2 separate regions of the Homo sapiens genome follow, and region 1 is linked to region 2. The links are chromatin contacts, found by Hi-C or POLR2A ChIA-PET in ENCODE. All regions are on one chromosome and are shown on one strand. Each heading gives the region's core, a stretch centred on a gene start or an enhancer-like site at or near the end of the contact. The rest is flanking DNA. Distances are from core to core; before and after follow the strand shown. Region 1 overlaps SPATA17 (spermatogenesis associated 17). Region 2 overlaps ESRRG (estrogen related receptor gamma).

Evidence for each region. Hi-C counts contacts between places; a loop is a spot of excess contacts on that map. ChIA-PET counts read pairs that join two places held with the same protein, here RNA polymerase II (POLR2A). Pooled maps may share reads with other maps.
Region 1: a loop to region 2 is called in a map of IMR-90, with 2.9 times the contacts of the local background. The contact joins two enhancer-like sites. A Hi-C loop is called at or near these places in 1 of 168 maps with a recorded cell type or tissue (IMR-90) and 1 of 50 pooled maps. POLR2A ChIA-PET finds 5 or more read pairs at or near these places in 1 of 52 experiments (AG04450).

The regions. Positions count from the first base shown.
Region 1 is chr1:217,657,969-217,664,579 of GRCh38, reverse strand. All of the region lies in intron 3 of SPATA17 (spermatogenesis associated 17), which reads right to left. Among named protein-coding and RNA genes, the nearest start is that of SPATA17, 30 kb to the right of the region's middle. RefSeq lists an enhancer at 3,474-4,673. Within about 2 kb of position 4,084, at least 2 of the 41 ENCODE cell types and tissues checked have a DNase peak (open chromatin) inside an H3K27ac peak, as active enhancers do; they include IMR-90, where a contact is called at or near this core.
Region 2 is chr1:216,597,631-216,603,839 of GRCh38, reverse strand. All of the region lies in intron 3 of ESRRG (estrogen related receptor gamma), which reads left to right. Among named protein-coding and RNA genes, the nearest start is that of ESRRG, 120 kb to the left of the region's middle. RefSeq lists enhancers at 2,341-2,440, 2,821-2,920, 2,766-3,334, 4,876-5,603 and a silencer at 2,541-2,720. Within about 2 kb of position 2,524, at least 28 of the 41 ENCODE cell types and tissues checked have a DNase peak (open chromatin) inside an H3K27ac peak, as active enhancers do; they include IMR-90, where a contact is called at or near this core.

The sequences.
Region 1 (6,611 bases), core at 2,835-5,334, 1.1 Mb before region 2:
TTTACGCCTGTATTCCCAGCATTTTGGGAGGCTGAGGTGGGCAGATCACTGGAGGTCAGGAGTTTGAGACCAGCCTGGCCAACACGGTGAAACCCCGTCTCTACTAAAAATACAAAAAACAAATTAGCCAGGTGTGGTGGTGAGCACCTGTAATCCCAGCTACTCAGGAGGCTGAGACAGGAGAATTGCTTGAACCTGGGAGGCAGAGGTTGTAGGGAGCAATTGCACCACTGCACTCCAGTCTGGGCAACAGAGTGAGACTCCATCTCAAAAAAAAAAAAAAAAAAAAAGATTTTTAACACCTAGGTTAAAGTCTTACACTTCATTGGAACTTCTGCCACCATCCCAAGACTTTTCATATTCATGTCAACAGCACATTCAATTCCCTAATCTCACAATTACCCACCTTTTCCAGTCCCAATGACCCCACACTTCAGTTTAGCCTTATATTCTCAAAACATGCTCCAGACGTTGTCAACTTTGACTGTTCCACCTACTGTTTTAAGCCCAGACTGCAAATTCTTCTCCGTAAAGCCCTGGAGGCTTAATTTATATTAAAAGACTGTTTCACCCACTCTAAACAAATCTAGTATGGATCTCTTCTTTTCCTCAGTTTTAAAATCCTTCTTCGCATATTTTCATGTACAATATACAATAACTGCATGGTGTTTTTTGTTATACGAACATACCATAAGTTATTTAATCTTTCCTTTATTGTTGAGCATTTTGGTTGAAAACCAAGAAAATATGAGCTTCAAGGATGAAATAATCAACCATTTCAAGTGCAAAACATTTAAAGTAATATGTATTTATAATAATTTTGAGTAATTTATCTAGATGACACGATGAGATCAACTGGCATCATTTGCTAGATTGAAAAATACAAAAGAAATATATGCATTAAAGTGATGAGAATGAAACCTTTAGAAGCCATGCACAATGGATAACAGATCTGATGAGCCTGAGTTTTTGTTATTTTCCATATTAGGGCCATCGACATTTCATAATTTTGAGTATAATCATTAAATTAATTTCTAATCAAGTAATTATGAGTATTTTGTGCATATGCTTTGCCTTGTTTGCTGGCAATTGATAACAATTTGGTCATTATCAACTGTTCTTTTTTTTTTTTTTGAGATGGAGTTTCACTCTTGTTGCCCAGGCTGGAGTGCAATGGCGGGATCTTGGCTCACTGCAACCTCTGCCTCCCAGGTTCAAGCGATTCTCCCGTCTCAGCCTCCCGAGTGGCTGGGATTACAAGCGCGAGCCACTATGCCTGGCCAATTTTTGTATTTTTAATAGAGACAGGGTTTCACTAAGTTGGCCAGGTTGGTCTCGAACTCCTGACCTCAGGTGATCTGCCTGCGCTGGCCTCCCAAACTGCTGGGATTACAGGCATCAGCCACTGCACCTGTCCTGAACAGTTCATTTTTAAAATATCATTTTTTCCATAAAAAAGAATTAAAAGCCAATTATATTCTTTCTCCCAGTTACCAGTAATATTATCTTTAAGATTAGGTGAACCAAATCTAAACTTATATTATAATTATGATAAAAATGTGTTGTTAAAGTTTTAAATTAATATTAGTAACTCAGAGTCTTAAGCTGTCCTGTCTTTGAAGTTTAGACCCTAAGGAAAAAATATATATATGTTTCAGTTTTCTGGTATTACACTAAAAGGTGAAGAATGCTGCCTTATTATCTTATAACTGATTTGGAAGTCCTATAAAGAAAAATATCAAAAATATTGGGCATTTTCTCATCTAAAAATAAACATGTGTTCATCTAATGAAGAGAAATAAAAACATCTGTGAAAGCAACAATGTCAATCTCTTATCACTTTTAAAACTAGTGACTGGTATTTTATACATTTTTGCCAACCATGAAAAGATCAAATTGTTGGCTTTTATCGTAACAACATACAATGGAATTTGATGGTACATGTCATCATTTTTCCCATTTAAAGTTAATAAAACTTTCATTGTTCCTCTTTTAAATAATCATATATGAAAACATTGAAAGAAGTGTTATAATGGTAAGCCATGTATGAATACTGGGAACCTTGATTTCATCAGTATATAATGTTATTTTTATAATTTGAATAATTTCTCTTTTTAATCATAATCAATCTTTGTAAATTAAATAGTTCTACCATAGGCTATTAATACATTTCAACAAAAAATTTAATTAAATTGAGTTTTAATGTGGTTGCCATACATATGTTATTCACTAGATGATCTCAATTTAAAAACGTAACATTGACCTGTCTAGGACTACAGTTATATATAATTATTTTATAACACCTCATATCAAACTAATTATATACTACAATAGCCTTTATACTTCTCTGCTCTCAGACTATGGTGATTCAAAAGTAGCACATCTGATATTAAACATAATGTAAATTGGGTAATGACAAAATATAAAAAAGGAAGGCAAATTTAAAAATATAACAAAATGTATACAAGCCATCCAATTTAGTTTTTACAGATAAATGCAGTCAGGGAACTCTCAAATTGTTAGTGCTCTTAAAAGAAGCAAATGAAAGGATATTTCTACATTTTTGTGGTACTATTGCTTAAAAGAATGACTTATTTTTATTTCCCCATTTATGAAACGAATGGAGTAAGGAAGGGGTAAGGAAAAGCTAACTAGAACACTACACAGCTAAAACAAGATGGGTCCCCAAATAGTAGGACTATTTGATTGTATAATGAAATGAACAGGCCACAGTAAAATTAAACCAAGAGTTCAGCATGCATAAAATGCATGTGCACTGAGCACATGCACCAGGTGACAATAAGTTTGTTACCAATAAAAAGGAGAATCAGAGCACATCCTCAATAATAGGAAAGAATTTTCACAGTTGTGACCCAACAGTTCTGTACCCCTAAGATAGGCAAATTTGGGTTATGTTGCTAGATATAGCAGTATGAAAGTCAGCAGAAAGGCCTAAAATGGAAGTTGAAAAGAAAAACAAAAACAACAGTCATACAGGAAGCAAAAAAGAGGCAAACAAATCACAAAACAAGACTGGAATAGCTCTATTATTGTGGGTTAATGAAGTCACTGCAATGCAGAGCACATGACTCTTTAGGACTTGATAAGCTATTTGATGTCACCATGAGAATTATTTAAAAGCTGGATATAAATATTTGGGTATAGGAGAATTTTGAGGAAAGTTGACTTTCCTCACTAAAGAGATCCCAGAACTTCTATCTTTTCACAGTCCTCTTTCTGCTTGAACTTCACATTTGACAACTCCAAGTTTCCTATAAGTTTTCTCCTCTAATTCCTGTGATATAACATCACTGTTTTCCTGTTTATTCTTATTTTTAATTCCCTTTCCTCTTCCTAAATTCTACCTAATGCATTCCACAAGCCTCAATTCTTAGACACCATTCTGTACTGTTCACATACTTTTTTCATTAGGTAGAAAATCCTGTCATCTTATAACTATGGATCTAGAACTTTTATCTCCAGTGCTGATCTTTAATCTAAGCTCCCATTCAATAGCTTGGTTTAACAAATATTTGTTGAGTTCTAATTTTGATGTGCCAGAGATTTTGCTGAGTTTGCACCATCGCCTTACAAGATACCACCACATGGAGGTGTCCTAACATCATCACAAACTCCAAAAGCTCCAAACATCTTTTTGTAAGCATAACCGAGTAACCCATTCAGAATGTTTCTTATAAACATCCTTGCTTTTGTTATCATTATAACTATCAATCAGCTTTGCTGAGATAAAAATACAACCATTGCAGTAGGTTGCAAAACAACAAAAGTTTATTTCTTACTCACACTACATGTGAGCTAAGGTTCCCTGTAGCTATGTCCCACATATCTCTTCGTCTCAGCCCTAAGGTTGAAGGAGCAAGCTGGATCTAAGGTATGCCATTCTTTTGCCAGAGGAAAAGACCGAGAACACCTCTTTAAAGCTTCAGTTTGGGTGTGGCATATATCCCATCTGCTCACAACACATAGACAAGCCCCACATCGGTGGGATGAGTATGAATCATCCTTTTTATGAAGAAGGGGAGATGGGATGACTAATTTTGAACAAGAATACAATCCACCCTGGCACATACTGATGTTAATCATCATCTACATTGGTCATAGCAAACATCTTCCAACTTGTATCCCTGTGAATCATTTATCCAGTTGGTAAAAATTTCAGTAGGCCTTTTATGTGTCAGTCACAGGGATATTTTTGAGATATAATTAGACTCATCACTGCTACTCAGGAGCTTCCAATCAAATGAGAGAGATGTAAATAAACAAATGTATCAGTGAGAGAAATGCCTACATGACAAGCATTTAAGAAGACAAAATTAATGTTTTCAGTATTCCCAAATTTTACTTTCTACTAAGATTAGGAAAAGTTGATCTTCAAGTAAAGTCTTGAGGGATACGTAGGAAATAAGACCAATGAGAGGCATGTTAGAGTGAAGAAAAGCATTCCAGGCAGAGGGAACAGCATTTGCCAAAAATCTTTGGGTGATAAGGACACTGCATATTTGGGCAATGGCAAGTGGTTGAATACGACTAAAGCATATTTACATAGGTATAGCAAGAAGTGACATTAGATAAGAAGCAATGGTAAGACCATGGAAGACCTCACATGTCATGTTAAAAAGCAAGGACTTTACATTGTATGCTATGGGAAGGAGGACTACAGGCATGGCAGTAAAATGATGCAGTTTAGTTTGGAATCAAGAGGCTTTTAAGAGGGAAAGTAAAAATGATTTGATGACCAATAGAAGGTGAGATAGGGAACAAGAGGTGGTAGAGAGTCTAGGATGACTGTTTCTCAGGGTTCGATTTCTGGTTGAATTGCAGTACTATTTACCTGAAAAAAAGAAATATAGGACGAGCCAATTTGGGCCACCCGAGGGACATCCAGAGAAGATGTTTAGTATTTAGTATGTGGATCTATATAGATATATATGGATCAGGAGCTGAGAACCCTAGGCACATCATTTAGTCTCCCTGAGTACCAATTTCTTCATCTATAAAACAGATACCACCTGCACATTCTTCTTAACAGAACCATTGCTCATGACATAATGAGACAATGATTGTAAAAACTATTTTTAAGTAAAAAATTCCTTTAAAAATATATTAATATAAAATTATTTTATAAAAGTCACACTGAACTCCTTACCAACCTTCTGTTATTCCCCACTGTCTGCATAATCTAGAGCAACTATCTAATTTTTTCTGTATATGTTATGCTCATTCCTAATTTCAAAATTTCATTCATGTTTTCTTCCCAAGGGTTAGCTGAAGTGTCATTTCCTTGACCTTCAGAGCCTATGTTAACTTCTCACCTGAATACTTATTACTTCTATTTGTGTGTGTGTGTGTGTGTGTGTGTGTGTGTGTGTGTTTTGATGGGCAAAGTCTCCTTTAAATTGAATTTCTTTTTAAATTAATTTATTTAATAGATAATACATGCACATTGTTTAAAATTCAAACACTACAAATGAGTTGACATTGAAGTCTCTCTCCCATGCCTGTCCCTCAACTACTCAGTTCTCTTCCCCCCAGGCAGTAATATCATCAGGTTTTTCATGTGTGATCTTTCCAGAGATCCTTCCAGAGTCAAGAAAATTAAATCAGTGGTTTTCAAATCATGCCCTCGTGGCTCAGGCGACAATAGAAAACACAGGGAAAGAAATGAAGCAGTTGCATTTGTCTAGCTTCCAAAATAGTTGCACTGCCTATATTTTATGTGGGTCTATTTTGCATACTATAAGGGAATACTGAGACAGACTAATTCATTTATTTATTATTATTTATTATTATTATGATTTTTTGAGATAGAGTCTCGCTCTGTCGCCCAGGCTGGAGTGCAGTGGTGAGATCTTGGCTCACTGCAAGCTCCACCTCCCGGGTTCACGCCATTCTCCTGCCTCAGCCTCCCGAGTAGCTAGGACTACAGGCACCTGCCACCACGCCCTGCTAATTTTTTGTGTTCTTAGTAGAGACGGGCTATCACCATGTTAACCAGGATGGTCTTGATCTCCTGACCTCGTGATCTGCCCGCCTTGACCTCCCAAAGTCCTGGGATTACAGGTGTGAGCCTCCACACCCGGCCCCAGACTGACTAATTTATAAAGAAAAGAGGTCAATTTGGCTCATCTGTATGTGGTATCAGCATCTGCTCCGCTTCTAGTGAGGCCTCAGGAAGCTTTTACTCATGGTGGAAGGTAAAGGGAGAGCAGGCATGTCACATGGCAAGAGAGGGAGCCGTTCAAGCTGCCAGACTCCTTTAAACAATCAGCTCTCATATGAATTAACACGAGAACTCACTCATTACTGTGGGGAGGGGACCAAGTCTTTCATGAGGGATCCTCCCCCATGACCCAAACACCTCCAACCAGGCCCCACCTCCAACACTGGGTTATATTTCAACATGAGATTTAGAGGGGACTGATATGGTTTGGCTGTGTCCCCACCCAAATCTCATGTTGAATTGTAATAATCCCCATGTGTCAAGGGTGGGGCCAGACAGAGATAATTGAATCATGGGGGCAGTTTTCCTCATACTGTCCTCATAGATAGGGAACAAGTCTCACAAGATCTGATGGTTTTATAGGGGGCTT
Region 2 (6,209 bases), core at 1,275-3,774:
TGTCTCATCTCATCCCGCCGAGTAGCTGGGATTACAAGTATGCACCAACATGCCTGGCTAATTTTGTATTTTTAGTAGAGACGTGGTTTCCCCATGTTGGCCAGGCTGGTCTTGAACTCCTGGCCTCAAGTGATCCACCTGCCTCGGCCTCCCAAAGTCCTGGGATTATAGGCGTGAGCCACGGTGCCCGGCTGATTTTTCTGTCTTCTTTAATGGGAATCTCCAAGTTTTATAGAATGGCTTGAAAATTACTGAGGTCAGTGAATAACTGTCTTTGGTTTTTTATCTTTTGCTTATGTCTCCGACTTAAACTGATCTGCAATGAAAGCTCTTTTGTAGAATATTCACAGGGTCTTTAGCATTCAATAGTGTCTTTTTTTCTGGTGAGGATTAAGTACAAATCTTTCCACATCTAGCTAAGTCAAACCAGATAAGGCAGATAGGTAAAGTTATAACAAATATTTGCATGCTACTTCAATGAAAGTTAGGGTCAGTTCACAGATTGTATCAGTCTTTTGGAGAATGGATGCCTGAGATAATTTTGAAAAATTTTGTGTAGAACATGGGCTTTGAGTTATATTTTAAAATAAGGAGTTTATTGTTAAAAAAATAAGAGGGAATGCTAATGAAAATGAAATATTTTTAAGCTACATAGATTAATTTCATTCAAAAATGTCATTTCAGCATCTTTAATCATTAAAATGGGATTTTTTGTAATATCAAATATAAAATCAAGAAAATTAATGTGGTATTCTGATCAGTGTAGATAGCAACTAAATTCAGTAATTCAAGTAAAAAGATAATGCTTTAAGATCTCTATTATTAGATTTTGCTATCTATAGCAATTGAATTAAAAGAGTCTCTCCATCTATATAGATGGGGCTATATAGATGTAGTTTAACACTAAGTTATAATACAGCTGAAAAACTGTTTTGTCTTAGTTTTCTTCATGTAGACAATGAAAACAATGTCAGATTATTGATCAAGTATTAATTTAAAGACTAAATTAATTTATAGCCAATTTGCATTTATTTTCTGAACATTGAGCTTGTGGAAAATCATTTCAGTGTTCGGTTAAACTGTGAAGATGTTGCTTGGCTAGGCAATTCATTGTATCATTATTTTGAAAACATAGTTCATAGTAATATATAGTGTATGTCAGGGAAATTCTTGTGAAATTTTAGAATAATCCTTGCAGATCTTCTCTCCGCTGCACAATCACCAATCCACTTGGGAACATTTAACTCAGAATAGATAATCCGGGGAGCTTGGTGTTAAAATGGCCAAAGTGTTCCAGGTCAGGCTGGGGATTAAACTGACACAATAGTTCATGGAAAAATTCTATTAGCACCTGTTACAGTTGGCCCTAGTTCTGATTTTCTTATCTCAGTCTTATTGTTTGAAAAATGTAAAGAAACAGATTATACTTGGTATTGATGAATCTTTGCCTTCACAAACAACATTTTATTTTTCGCATTATGTTTTGTATCAAAAGCTTGTTACATGTATGTACCTAGAACAGTCACAAAGTCTTTCAGGCTCATGACAAGTGAGGGTGTGTGACCCTTTAGCCTCTTCTAGTAAATGTAATGGAAGAGGAACCATGTACAACATAGTTACTCCTCAGTGATTCTACAAAATCCCTGAAAATTTTGAAAGCTGCCTTTACTACGGCACTTTCTTTGCTAATGGGGATAATACCCCTAACTGTGTGTGATATAACAACTATATTTAAAATTGAGGAATTTAAGTAGAACACAGAAAGGCTAGGATTTACTCAGACATTCCATACATTTTTATCCAATGCTTATTTCCTAGCTGTGTGATCTTGGGCAAGTCATTCAACCATTTTAAGCCTTCACTTTGTTGTTGTTAATTAAGAGGATTTTAATAACGCTCCCAAAGGCCCTATCGGTTGTAGGGCTTTGAATGGATTTCAGTGTTTAAAGATAAGTAGGGTACTTTTTAAAAATTCCAGAATGTTACAAAGTATATTATAGAAAGCCTGGCAGATAACCAATAATAATTAAGGAGCTATAAACATAATACTCTTTTTTGAACTTGATGCAAGCCCCTTCATCTATGCCTTTATTTCTCTTTCTAAATCTTAAGTAACATCTGCCTCCTGTTGTGATTAATGAAATAATATTCCAACTTGTGGGCAAGAGGGGAGTGGGTCCAACAGCTCTTGCAAGGGACCTGGGAAATACGCCACTGAAAAGAACGCAACTTGTACGAAATAGGTAAATCCCAAAGCCACCACATTTCTGCCCTGATTAAGGGCACCCCCTTGCTTATTCACTTTGAAGTCTTCTTCCTCTGTCATAACCAAGACAACTCGCGACAAGGAATCCTCTTCAGGAAATGTGTTAAGTCTTATCCGCACTTGTGTCTCTGATGCGCTCCCTCCAGCTTTCTTTTCTAGGATGCTTGGAGCCCCCCTCCTTCGCGGCGTTGGAGCGGGCTTTGGTTTCTGTTTGAAGCCCGGCGTCGGCTCCGGACGCGCGCAGCGCCCTCCGCGGTGGCTCCCAGGAAGTCCCTGGGAGTCTGCGGAGGGAGCCCCTGGGAGGCCCAGGGGTGGGCGCGGTCCGACGGCCGGGTGTCCTTCACGGGGCGTCCTTTCCACCCAGCTGTCCATGGAGCGAGCAGAGCCCCTGGCCGAGCGCCCGCCCGGGAGCCCGGGGCAGCCTGCGGGTGGCAGTGGGCAGGAGCCCGCGTTCCAAGCCGGCCTTGCTCCCCAACCCGCTGCTGCCGCCCGCGCTGCCGGGCTTCCTAGGCCTCCGCGAGGGCCTCAGCAACCCACGGGAGCCCAATCCAGGCAGAGAACCGGGGAGGAACGCCGAAGCAGCTCTTTCTCCCTCATAATTTGAGATGCTATTTTATCATCAACAGTCTGTGTTCAGACAGGAAAGATTGGGCTGAATAAATGTGTCCGGGAAACAGGATGCAGCCTGCGTCCAACCAGAGCGCGGCGGTTGTGTCCTGTGACCCGCTGTGAGGCTGATCATTCTGCATTGTTTACTCTTGTGCGTACATTTCAAAACACGGAATTACATCCGGAAATCTGGGTGAAAACGACATGGTCCCTAATTGTAAAGTTTTTTCACAGGACTTCAGATAAATGCAGTCATCTGTATACCTCAAGAGTGGATTTATTTATTTGGGATTTTTTTTTAAGACTTTATTTTTAAAATAACTAATGGGTACTAGGCTTAATACCTGGGTGATGAAATAACCTGCACAGCAAACCCACATGACACAATTTTACCCATGGAACAAGCTGCACATGTACCCCTGAACTTAAAAGTTAAAAAACAAAACAAAACAAAAACCCAGCACTTTTAGGCTGACAGCAAAATTGAGCAAAAAGTACAGAGTTAATATCCCCTGACCCGCCCCCCTTCATCCATACCCTCCCTCATTATCAACATTTCCCAGTAGACTGGTACATTTGTTAACAATCGATGAATCCGCATGGATACGTCATTATTACCCAAAGAAGTCCATAGTTTATGTGGGGGTTCACTCTTGGTGTTATACATTCTGTGGGTTTTGACAAATGTATAATGACACGTATCTACCATTATAGTATTACATAGAATGGTTTCAGTGTCCTAAAAATCCTCTCTGCTCTGCCTAGTCACCCTTCCCTTCCCCAACCCCCGGCCAAAATGGATTTAAAAGAAAAATAACGTATCAGACCAGAAGTTTCTCCCTAATTAGTTGCTTGTTTTCCTCATGGACTGCTTCCGGCTCCTAGAGAAGACATCATAGCATGAAGCATTCTTGCACGGTTTAGGTTTTGTTAACAGGGGCTATTAGTGTGTGTGACTTCTTAATCCCCCTTCTGCTGAGGGGCATCTCCAGCCCAGTTTTAATTAACAGGGAAATGCTCATATTATTTTGGTACACTGATTATAGGCGAAGCCTAAGTGGAAGTCACTTTGGTGTCCCAAGGGATTTCCGTGTTAAAAATGCATAGGGTACCTTTTTCTTCTCTTTCTTTTTTTTTTTTTCCTGTTAATTCTCCTCCTCCATGAACTCCAGATAAGCAGCAGGCCCGAGCCAGATTTCATTACTATCACGCACTCTTCATGGTCATCTTTTAATATTTGAAAGGATCATTTGTTAACTGGAAATGGTCAATTTTTTTTTCTTTGGCTTTTGAAATATAATTTTCAATTTTTAATTTGATTCATTTAGATGAAATCATTAATCAGGGTTGAAACTGAGTTAATTTTCTGGAAAATAAATGAGGTTGTTAGAGTGAACATTATTAAGTGGGCTCTTTGTAAGAAAGGGATAATAGCTGAAAATATGGAATACTTGGAGAACTGTAGCACTTGGGTAAAAATCGAAAGGATTTTTTTTCCTTGTTAAGTGGAATAATTCATTTTCAAAATTAGATCAGAGGATTTTTAGCATTAAGCATAATAAACACCCCATTAATTATATTAGAAATTGTAAATAGCAAAGCTTCAAGAAATTGTAAGGAAAGTACACTGTGTAAAGTTCTTCTTGTTGTGAGATGTTAGGACATATACTTTCTGATGTGGTTTTACTTTTTCTTTTGAAATGACTTGTGAACCAGTACTAGCTTTGGTATATTTCATCTCTTGTGTCTCTGGTTAAATTTTCAAGATCTTTAATTGTGGGTTGATTATAAAATAAATCAGAAAAAATTTATTGGAACCCCCTATGAATATCTAAACCTCTAATATTTTTCATTTTCTGACACTTTGCAATCTGATTTGCAACCAATCTCCTTCAGATAATCTTCTTTTTTAACTACATGTACCATACCCATAACTTCACCTAAGTTCCCAGATCCCTCTTGCACTCAAGCATTCAATTTATAACATATTATTTTAAATATTGATTATTTAATATTTCTTTCTATAGGTATGTTTTCTTCCTTACCTAGATTTCAAAAGCTTTGAGTGTCAGAATTGTGTCTTTGTATACCATATGCTCTTCTCTGCACACAGTAGGCATTAAATTAATTCTTTTTGACTGACTGACTCAGTGAATTATGGGAAACTGATGAGGTATACAAATAGCTTAGAAGCAAACCCAGATCCCAGACCATATCAAGCCTCTTTTTTTTTTCCAGCCAAACCTGGATCAAGTTTTAGCCATTAAAGAAGAAAGCATATTTCACTGACTTGCTGTGAGAGCACAGCATGACTTTAAGTGATTAGGATGGTGAGCAAAATACCCTTCCCAAGAAAACAAAGAAAGCTGAGATTTGGCCAGACATCCAGCCACCTCAATTCACCATTTAAGTAAGATGCAGGTCACTGGAGAATTCCCTGCTCATTGTTGCTTCTAATTGTTGCCTCCATTTTTTCATTTCTTACAGTCTCACAAGGTGGGTTGTTCCATATGAACAATTTCTTTCAGCGATTTTTGTTGAATATTCTATATAGAGAAGTTCCCATTAATGCAGTTCAAGAGATTTTTATTGGCACTCCCACAAATGCCACATCTATTTGCAGATACATGTAGCAGCCACAGTCCACTCAGCCACCAGAGGTTCCAAGCTAAACCTGCTTAGAGCTTAAATTTAGCTGGCAGGATGAATTGCACCATAGATTCAACCTGTCTATGTGTTTCTCTACAGTTTTTCTATTCACAGTTCTATATTTCCTATAAAACAATATAAATGGAGGATTAAATTGAACTATTGGTCTTTAGAAGTCAACATGTATCTCAAAGATGCCCTTCCATTCCTTGATCTTGGTAAGTTAATATGTATGAAGTATTCAGGGCAGTGAATGTTCCACAATATACATTTAATAAATGTAAATTATTGTTATTATTATTCACTGAAACAATAAAGAAGGGAAAAGCCTATATGGGTTGATAGGTATACTGTGGAATATTGTATGTGAATGTGGATGTACATATGTGTCACCCTTCACACTGTAGGTTGAATGAAGGTCTTTCTAAAATACGAGTATGATCAAGTCACTCATTTTCTGTCCCCTTCATTTATCCACACTACGTCACTCCTTAAATCCATCAGTGGCTCTAGAAGTATTATAAGCTGAAATCTCCATTTCATTGAGTGATTTCTCAGGATCTACAGGACCAAGTCCCTTCATACATTTCACATTTTGTAGTATCTCAGTTATCAGTAATCCACATTTCCAAATCAGCACTGTCAAATAGAACTTTCTGCAGTTATGGGAGTGTTCCATGATTCC